2 separate regions of the Homo sapiens genome follow, and region 1 is linked to region 2. Evidence: chromatin contacts called from ENCODE Hi-C data. All regions are on one chromosome and are shown on one strand. Each heading gives the region's core, a stretch centred on a gene start or an enhancer-like site at or near the end of the contact. The rest is flanking DNA. Distances are from core to core; before and after follow the strand shown. Region 1 holds the start of MOB1A (MOB kinase activator 1A). Region 2 holds the start of LINC01816 (long intergenic non-protein coding RNA 1816).

Evidence for each region. A loop is a pair of places that touch in the nucleus more often than their neighbours do. Pooled maps may share reads with other maps.
Region 1: a loop to region 2 is called in a pooled map, with 4 times the contacts of the local background. The contact joins the promoter of MOB1A here to the promoter of LINC01816 in region 2. A Hi-C loop is called at or near these places in 1 of 37 single-sample maps with no recorded cell type and 3 of 50 pooled maps.

The regions. Positions count from the first base shown.
Region 1 is chr2:74,177,366-74,182,652 of GRCh38, forward strand. It overlaps MOB1A (MOB kinase activator 1A), which reads right to left and starts at 1,514. Exons shown (of 6, transcript NM_018221.5): 1 at 1,296-1,514. The coding sequence starts at 1,309. RefSeq lists enhancers at 539-1,222, 4,311-4,450, 4,461-4,590 and a silencer at 1,086-1,275.
Region 2 is chr2:70,122,734-70,127,652 of GRCh38, forward strand. It overlaps LINC01816 (long intergenic non-protein coding RNA 1816), which reads right to left and starts at 2,583. Exons shown (of 2, transcript NR_024444.1): 1 at 2,313-2,583; 2 at 1,303-1,692. RefSeq lists enhancers at 266-1,071, 1,072-1,877 and a silencer at 2,204-2,498.

The DNA of each region.
Region 1 (5,287 bases), core at 264-2,763, 4.1 Mb after region 2:
AAAGAAAAAGTCTCGTATTAAGGTCCACAAAGCAACTGTGCATTCACTAATTAAATATCAACTCGTAAGAAAAAAGTGGAGGAGGGAGGAATACTTCTATTAATATGGAAGTTAAATCTAAATCATACAGGCTTTTTGACAAGGTAATCGTATTTTAGAGACCATTCATTTACGAGAATAACCCAAAGGAAGGAAAATGAGACGCAGATAAACATATTCTGAGTAGTGCTATTTTATAATAGTAAATACTGGAAGGAATCCCAGTTTCTCACAATAAAGTGGGTAAACTCTGGTTATAAAAAATAAAAAAAAAACTATATAGTGTTTTTATATTGTATTTAATAAAAATGTCAAGCATGTGGATTACATCCATAACTAAAATTGGATAATTATTCAATCACAAAACACACATTTAAGCAATATACAAGGTAGAGAGAGACACCTGAGAATAAAAAATACTGTGCCAGAGCAATGCTTCTCAAACCTTAATGTGCATAAGAATCATCAGGGAATTTACAAGCTTTTTCATTTTAGCCTTGTTTGGTTGGGCTCAGGCATTATCTCTAAAATGAGATTCTAAGGTATGCCTATCAAGTTAATTGCTGTAGTGCACTAAAATGGCAATACTGTGTTTCTGCAATGGGACTATGAATTTGTTTTAACTTTCCAAATTATTTATAATACTGCAATGTACTATATAATAATGCTGTATGGTATATTACATAATGATTAAAAACACAGGATTCTACCGAGGACAAGAGAAGTTGGTTAAAATCAAAGCCAGTAAGTGGGCAGAATCAGAACTGGACAGAACGATCCGACTCCAAGGCCAGCATCTTAACTTCAAGCTTCTCAAACTGCGGCAACGCACATTCTCCTGGGGCGGCATTTAACACCGACAATAATGAAACTGGACCTATAACCGAGCAACGAGTTAAGTCGGCAAGGACGGTTTCTAGAAGCTCGAGACAAGAGAAACTGGGGGCTCGCGGCTCCGCCCCCAGATCGTCTCCCCGCCCTCGGGGGCGCTCGGGCGGAAAAGTTTGGAGGCGCGACGGCCCCGGGGCCTTTCTACTCCCCAGCCTTCACGCTCCGTTTCCTTTACTTCGACCTTCATCTCTGTCGGCCTCTCCCAACATCTCGGCCTCCCCCGCGGACCCGAACAGAGGCAAAACAAACGCCAGCTACCCCGCCCCCGCCTCGGCCCCCAGGCCGAGCCCTCGCCTCAGGTCCGGGGAGGCCTCCCCCACAACCTCGGCCCGCAGGCCCGGCGCCCGCGGCCCGACCCCACTCACAAGAGGAAGCTCATCTTCGGTCCTCAGAGGGGAGGCGAGGGGCCCCTGGCCCCCGCCTGGATCAGGATTCGGAGCTGGCTAGAGGGAGCGGACCGTCCTTAGCTCACGGGCAGCGGAAGCCGGGCCGCCGCCGCTCGGAGCCGGGTTTCTGGCCGCTGCGAGCCTTTGCAAACCTCGGCGCCCGCCTTGCCCGCCTACCCCACCTCGCAGACCCGAAATGCGGAACCAACAAAATCTCGCGAGCTAAGGTTTCGCTGCGCCGGGAGGGACTTGTCGCGCCCCCTTTCGCTCCGCCTCGTCCTAGAACTCGGCCAATCATCGCTCTCCAAGCCAGGACCTCCCTCCCCCGGAGGCGTGGCGAGGATGGCGGTCCTGCGGAAGGGGCAGTGGCTGGTCCTGCTCTTAGAGTATCTTGGTGCTGCTGGGTTTCGATCCCGCTCCCTAGGTTATGCAGGGACCTCTATAAGCGCTGCGTACTCCTGCAATTTTTAAAATTGTTAATTTAATTTTTACTTGAAATATATTCACATAGCATAAAATCTGTCCTTTAAACATGTACCCTCTAGTGGTCTTTTTCGGTTTTTTCTTTCTTTTTTTTTTTTTTTTCTGAGGTGTCTCGCTCTGTCGCCCAGACTGGAGTTCACAGTTCACTGCAGCCTGGACTTCCTGGGCTTAAGTGATCCTCTCGCCTCAGCCTCCCGAGTAGCTGAGACCACAGGTGCCTGCCACCACGCCCGGCTAATTTTCTCAAAGTTTTTGCAGAGACGAGCGTCTCACTGTGTTGCCCAAGCTGGTCTTGGACTCCTGAGCTCAAGGGATCCTCCTGGTTTGACCTCCCAAAATGCTGGGATCACAGGTGTGAGCCACTGCCTCCGGCTTTGTTTATGTTTTCAAAGTGTGCCAACCATCAGCACTAATTTTTTTTTTTTTTTTGACAGAGTCTCACTTTGTAACCCAGGCTGGAATGCAGTGGTGCAATCTCGGCCCGTTGCAACCTCTGCCTTCCAGATTCAAGTGATTCTCATGCCTCAGCCTCCCGAGTAGCTGGGATCACAGTCGTGCGCCACCACACCCGTCTAATTTTTGTATTTTTTTTTTTTTTTTTTTTTAGTAAAGACGGGGTTTCGCCATGTTGGCCAGGCTGGTCTCGGTCTTGAACTCCTGACCTCAAGTGGTCCACCCGCCTCGGCCTCCCAAAGCTGGGATTACAGGCGTGAGCCACCGCGCCCAGCCTAACCATAATTTTAGGCCATTTTCATCACCCCGAAAAGAAACCCCATACCTATTAGCAGTTACTCTTTATTACCCACCTCCCTCCTCCCAACCCCTGGCAACCACTACTCTACTTTCTATTTCCATGGATTTACCTAATCTGGACATTTCATATACACTGTGAATGGAAGCATACATTATGTGGTCTTTTGTGACTGACTTCTTTCACTTAGCATAATGTTTTAAAACGCACCCATATTGTAGCATGTATCAAAGCTTCATTACTGGCCAGGCACAGTTGTGGCTTACGCCTGTAATCCCAGCACTTTGGGAGTCTGAGGCTGGCGGATCACTTGAGCTCAGGAGTTCGAGACCAGCCTGGGCAACATGGTGAAACCCCGCCTCTACAAAAACACAAAAATTAGCCAGGCGTAATGGTGTGTGCCAGTGGTCACAGCTATTCGGGAGGCTGAGGCGGGAGGATTCCTTGAGTCCAGGAGATGGAGGCTGCAGTGAGCCAAGATGGCGCCACTTCACTCCAGCCTGGGTGACAGAGCCAGATCCTGTCTCTAAAACAAAAAAAAAAAAAAGAAAAAAGAAAAAAACTTTATTTCTTTCTATGGATGAGTAATATTCCATTATGTGAATATACCACATTCTGTTTACCCATTCATCTGTTGAGGAACATTTGGGTTGTTTCCACTTTTTGTCTATTATTAATAATGCTGTCGTGAACATTCATGTACAGGCTTTTGTGTGGTATTAATGCCAAGTGACAGCCAAGCAACGCCTTCATTCCACCATGGTGGAATGAAGAAAACAAAAGGAAAATAGTGGGAGACTTCAGTCATAGCTCAGCAAATGGTGGTGCAGGGTGCTCAATGTAAAGGAGTTTGCCCTGTACCTGACTGCACAATGTTCATGTTTCCAGTAATTTTATTTCATTCATATATCACTTGTCACATTAAGTTAATGATGTTAGGGCACATGAGACTGTATTAAATTATATTTACTATTTCTTGAATATATTTTTCAGTCAGTTATGTAAAGCAAATTTACATACTCTTTTTCCTCCCCTGAAAAAAATAAATTAATAATTTTAATTTTTTAAACTTTTGTAGTTTTTTGGAATTTGATTTATAAATAAATGCGATTTGATATCGCTATATGGAAGTTACAAATATAGGAACACAGATTTAGGCCGGGCGAGGTGGCTCACACCTGTAATCCCAGCACTTTGTGAGGCTAAAGTGGGCAGATCACTTGAGCTCAGGGGTTTGGGACCAGCCTAGGCAACATGGCAAACCCCCATCTCTACAAAAAAAAAAAAAGATAGCCGGGTGTGGGGGTGCACGCCTATAGTCCCAGCTACTTGGGAAGCTGAGGCGGGAGGATGGGTTGAGCCCTGGAGGTAGAGGCTGCAACGAGCCGAGATCACACCACTGTACTCCAGCCTGGGTGACAAAAGTGAGGCCCTGTCTCAAAAAAAAAAAAGAAAAAAGGTACATCTATTTATACTTCTGTGGTAATTTATATTACTTAAATAATATCATAAAAACAATTTCCAAATAACATGGGAAAAAAGAAATTCATGAAAGGTTTCCCTCTTTCAATGGTATTTTTCTTCAAGTTGAAGAATCACTGAGGATAGAAGTCCAGCTATTTATAAGAAAAACCTTTCAGGATGGCTAAATTTGGTTGGGGTAGCAGGGAGGGAGGATTTCAGGGTTAGGGAAAAATCCTCAATCAATATTTAAGCACGATATCAACATAGTTCACTTAGATATCAAAGATAAGATTTTTCCAGTAAAAGAGAGAAAAAGAAATTGTTCATTGCTAATTGCTACAGGACAATTTGTTCCCTACCAGACAAGGTCTATACAAAGACCGAAGAAGTTTTATTCACTTCTTGGCTTAGCCGGCCAGAGATCACTGCACACCATCTGGTCACAGCAGATGCTGAAAGCAGAAGCTAAGCGGCAAATTATGAGGCCTCCAGGACTAGATCTTCTGAACCTCTCCCCACCCGCCTTTCATCACACACAGTTCCCCTTTCTAGCTCCCTGAGGCAGGATTTGCAACTCTGCATTTTCATTCTGTGTAAGTGCCCATCCTATCATTTGCAAAACTCCCGTTTTACCCTAACAACCTCACCCACACAGGGCATCTTCCCACTTTGGTCGCAGTAACGTTCCTGCCCCTCCCAGCCAGTTGGTGCTGTTGGGAGCTCAAGCTTTTTTTTTTTTTTTTAAACAAAAACAAACAAACAAAAAACTCTACTCCTGTGACAGATTAAGGAATTTTAATCTTTGTCACAAATAGGTGAAGAGAAACAAACAGTAAAGTTGCTAACCAGCCTGGGCAACATGGTGAAACCCCTTCTCTACAAAAAATACAAAAATTAGCTGGGCATGGTGACTTGAGTCTGTAGTCCCAGCTACTCTGGAGGCTGAGGTGGGAGGATCCCTTGAGCCCAGGAAGTCCAGGCTGCAGTGAAAGGAGACTGTGCCACTGCACTCCAGCCTGGGCATCAGAGAGAGACCCTGCCTCAAAAAAATAAAAATAAAATAAAATAAGTTGGTAAGCTGTCCCTGTCCATTATCTCAGTACTCAGGTTGCAGACTTTGCAGACTGTGAAGGAGAAATCCCAATTTATCAGAAATCAAAAACTCACTCAGCGGCTGGGCATGGTCGCTTACGCCTGTAATCCCAGCACTTTGGGAGGCCAAGGTCGGCAGATCACTTGAAGCCAAGAGTTCGAGACCAGCCTGGCCAACATG
Region 2 (4,919 bases), core at 1,333-3,832:
CCTGGGCTCAAGTGATCCTCTCGCCTCGACCTCCCTAAGTGCTAAGTGTTGGGTTTATAGAGATGAGCCACCATGCCTTCTTTTCTTTTTTTTTTTTAATTCTGTTTTGCAAAGAATATCCCTCTTGCCAGCATCTGAATAATATCTATCTTTACTATTATTTATGTGTGTAAATAGCTTTACAGTTCACAAAGCATTTTCTTATATAATGTCTCATCTAATCAACACAGCAACACTATGAAATAAGTTACTATTTCCATTTTACATTTGGGGAAATTAAGCTCAGAAAGGCCATGTGACATGTTCAAGATAACACATTTAGTGTCAGAGCTGGGACGTGGACCCGGGTCTTGGGACTCCCGAAACCATATCCTTTACCGTGGGCAAAGTGCTATGCTGAGGTCTTACCACACACATAGATGGCACTGGAAGAAGGGCAAGTATGGAACAGCACCCCAGGCAGAGTGGGCGATGCCACTGGTAAGATACAGAGAAAGTACTACACACAGTGGCGTTGCAAGGACAGAGCAGTTCCTCCCACAAAGGGCATGCAGTAGGCTTTGGGAAGAAACGTGGCCAAGTCGGGTCTTCAAAGGTGAATAGGATCTAGATATTCAGAATAAGAGGGCTTTCCACAGGCTCAGTGAATGGGAAAGGAAAGTGTGGCTGATTGGGGAAAGCGCTAGCACAGGGAGCAAGAGATGGGGCGTGGCTGGGGAGGAATGGAATTGTAATTCTAGCCTCACAAAGGCTAGAGCCAGCAGGGCCTTGGGATCATGTGGGGAGGAAACCAGAGATGTGTGGAACAATTTGCTGAAGGCAGAACCAGGCAGGGAAAGGGCAGGGTCAGGTTCGTACCCTTGCCTCTGGCCACCAGGGCCAATGCTCCTTCCCTGCAGTAAACCCGATTAATCTCCTCAAACTCAGGTGCCATTTCCTTGGAATAGTATTTACCGCGGGGCGCGGTGGCTCACGCCTGTAATCTCACGCTTTGGGAGGCTGAGGTGAGAGGATCCCTTGAGCCTAGGGGTTCGAGACCAGCCTGGGCAACATAGCGAGACCCTGTGGTTAAAAAAAAATTAAAATTAGCCAATAGTGGTGGCACGCGCCTGTAGTACCAGCTTCTTGGGAAGCTGAGGCAGGAGGATCACCTGTGCCCAGAGAGGGCGAGGCTGCAGTGAGCCATCATCGTGCCACTGTACTCCAGCCTGGGCGACAGTTCGAGACCTTTTCTCAAAAAAAGAAAAAAAAAAGTTGTTCAAGTTGTGTAGTGCACGGGAGGAAAGAAGTATGACAATAACATAGGACAGCAGCCGGCTCTTTTTTTCATCAGGATGTGGAGAGTGGGCGCCTTGGGAAGACGAAATTGAGTATGTGCGGGGGAGGGGTCATATGAAACAAGGTCGGGAAGGGGGCGGGGAGAGCTGGGGCTCTGGAGGAGCTTGGGGCTCGCGCTGCGGGGGAGGAAGCGCCTTCCGCGGTCGCTGGGGGGAAGTGGTTAGGAGGAAGCACGGGCAGTGGAGGGGACTGCTGGAGGGTCCCATCTGGGAAAGCAGGCACGGATGCGGGGACATTTCCGCCCGTCACCCTGGCAAAGCGCTCGCAGGGCTGGAGGGACAGAGTTCTCAGATCCAAGTAGAGAAAACCGGGAACGGTTCCGGCTCTGGGGACTGACATTCATCGCGGCAGTTTCTGGTGGCAAAACAGAGGAAACAAAGGAATGATGAAATGAACTGAGCTGCCTTCATGCCCCGGATGAATGTTCAGCCATTAGAAAAGAGTGAATCCCAGCTGGGATTTGGGGTTCCACGGTGTACTAGAAAAGCAAAACAAAGAGAAGCGCCTACTAGATGCCATCTTGGAAAACAAAAGCAAACGTGTGTGTGTGTGTGTGTGTGTGTGTGTGTGATGTTACATGGGCATGGGGAAATTACGGAAGTAAATACTAATGCTTGTGGCCGGGCGCGTGGCTGACGCCTGTAATCCCAGCACTTTGGGAGGCCGAGGCGGACGGATCACGAGGTCAGGAGATCGAGACCACGGTGAAACCCCGTCTCTACTAAAAATACAAAAAGTTAGCCGGGCGTAGTGACGGGCGCCTGTAGTCCCAGCTACACGGGAGGCTAAGGCAGGAGAATGGCGTGAACCCGGGAGGCGGAGCTTGCAGTGAGCCGAGATCGCGCCACTGCACTCCAGCCTGGGTGACAGAGCGAGACGCCGTCTCAAAAAAAAAAAAAAAAATACTAATGCTTGTGTAAATTGGGATGGTGGAAAATGAGGAAGAGGGCGGCAGGGGAATCCTTAGTACTTACAGAGAAAACGGAGCAAGTGTACAAGCACGCCAACCCCCCCGGTGCCCAAGCTCGGCGCTCACGCGGCTAGGATGACGCCCGTGGGACGCCCCAGGGGCCCTGCTCGCAGCCACTCTGCTCAGGGTCATTTATAGTCTCTCCGTTCTTTGTTAAATAAAGACGGTGAGACACGGACGGGCTGGAGCCGGCAGGGGTAGTGGAGGGCAGAGGGGACGGGTCGGGGCGCCCCTCGCTCCTGCCACGCTGCCGCCGCCCCAGACAAAGACAGCTGCGTACGGCGGGAGCGCAGGGGCGCCTGCGCGCAGGGCCTAAATCGCCTGTCCCGTCTCCCCCTGACGCCCACACACCCAAGCGGCAGCCCACTCCCCTTCTACCCCGCAGCCATTTGCTTCCCACCCCTTGATTTTCTTTTTTCTTTTCCCCTCCCCTCAGCATCCCCCCAACCTCCTCTGATACACTTTGGCTAATTGTCTAATGAATTTACCTATTCTAGGTATTTCGTATAAGTGGAATCATATAATATTCGTCCTTCTGTGTCGGCTTATTTTGCTTAGTACAAGGTTTTTTATTTTTTATTTTTTTTTCTTTGAGACACGGTCTCGTTCTGTCGCCCAGGCTGGGGCACAGTGGCGCTCAGCTCACTGCAACCTCCACCTCCGGGTTTCAAGTGATCCTCCCACCTCAGCCTCCCAAATAGCTGGGACTACAGGTGCGCTGCCACCACTGCCTAGCTAATTTTTGTATTTTTGGTAGAGACCAGGTTTCGCCATGTTGCCCACGCTGGTCTCCAGCTCCTTAGCTCAAACGATCCTCCTGCCACAGCCTCCCAAAGTGCTGTAATTACAGGCGTGTGAGCCACCATGCCCGGCCACTTAGCATAATCTTTTCAAGGTTCATCCCTGCTGCAGCACGTATGAGAACTTCATTTCTTTTATTGTATTTGTGGTAATATGTACACAACATAAAGCTTATTTTAATCAATTTTTAAGTGTACAGTTTAGTGGCACTAAATAGTCACGTGGTTGTGCACTCACCACCATCATCCATCTCTAGAACTCTTCCATCATCCTAAACTGAAACTCTGTACCCGTGAAACAACTCCCTCATTCCCCTCTACCCAGCTCCTGGCAACCACCATTCTACTTTCTGTCCCTGTGCACTTGGGAGCATCACCTTTCTGGGACATCTGCAACGGTTCTCTGGAGGATTGTCTCCCCTTTTTTAAAAATTTATTTTCTTTTCTTTCTTTCTTTTTTTTTTTTGGTAGAGAAGGGGTTTCACTTCATTGCCCAGGCTGGTGTCCAACTTCTGGGCTCAAGGAATCTGCCTGCCTTGGCTTCCCAAAGTGTTGGGATTACAAGCATGAGCCACTGTGCCCCGCCTGTGGTCTCATTTTGGAGGGCAAGAGGGATAGAGATAGCCATAACCTGGAGAATATTGAGATGTGGACAACAAGGATGACAAAATTTGGTCCTATGAGAAATCATCTGTGAGGAAGAGTGGAGAGAACTGAGCTTGTTCAAGACAGTGAGGTCCTGGGATGATCTCAATTCATGTAAGAAAACCAGGAAGCAAGGAGGTTTCAGTTTATCAACAGATTTAAAAGGCGCAAGCCTTTTGATATAACTAGAGAAGAGAAGACTCAGGTGATCACACAGACTGTCTTCACCCAAGTGAAGGATGATTATGTAGGAAAGTGGATAGAAGATGCTGTCAACAGAAATGTAAACAGAATCATGTTAACAATTTTTCAGTAGGCACTTTTTTTTTTTTTTTTGAGATGGAGTCTTGCTCTGTTGCCCAGGCTGGTGTGCAGTGGTGCGATCTTGGCTCACTGCAGCCTCCTGGGTTCAAGCGATTCTCCTGCCTCAGCCTTCCGGGTGGCTGGGATTACAGGCATGCCATCATGCCCGGCTAATTTTTGTATTTTTAGTAGAGACAGAGTTTCACCTTGTTGGTCAGGATGGTCTCAAAACTCTTGACCTCAGGTGATCTGCCTGCCTCAGCCTCCCAAAGTGCTGAGATTACAGGCGTAAGCCATCACACCTGGCCAATTTTTAAATTAATAATGAGAGGCTGGGCATGGTGGCACACACCTGTGATTCCAGCTACTCAGAAGGCTGAGGTGGGAGGATCGTTTGAGCCCAGGAAGTTGAGGCTGCAGTGAGCTGTGTTCACACTAGTGCACTCCAGCCTGGGTGACAAAGCAAGACCCTGTTGAAAAAAAAATTTTTTAATAATGAGATATCTGACATTCTTTTTTTTACACTTGGTCTCTGAAATCAGGCTGGCTACATGTGAAGTGCTCTATAGCTACCTGCGGTCACTGTATTGGACAGTGCAGGGTTGGAAACTGGACTTAGGAGTCAGGGCTGGGTTCAAGCCCCACATTCCATCCCTTACTAGGCTGGGTAACTAGGCACATTACTTAGCCTCTCCTATTTCTGTTTCTTCATCTACAAAATGAAACTAAAAATAGTACCTACTTTATAGGGTAATTTTGTGGATTAATGGCACATGAAGCATATGGTGCATGTTCAGTAAATGTTGGCGATTATTAGCAGTAAATTTGGTGGTTATTGAATTAGTGACATTGCAGTATCACTG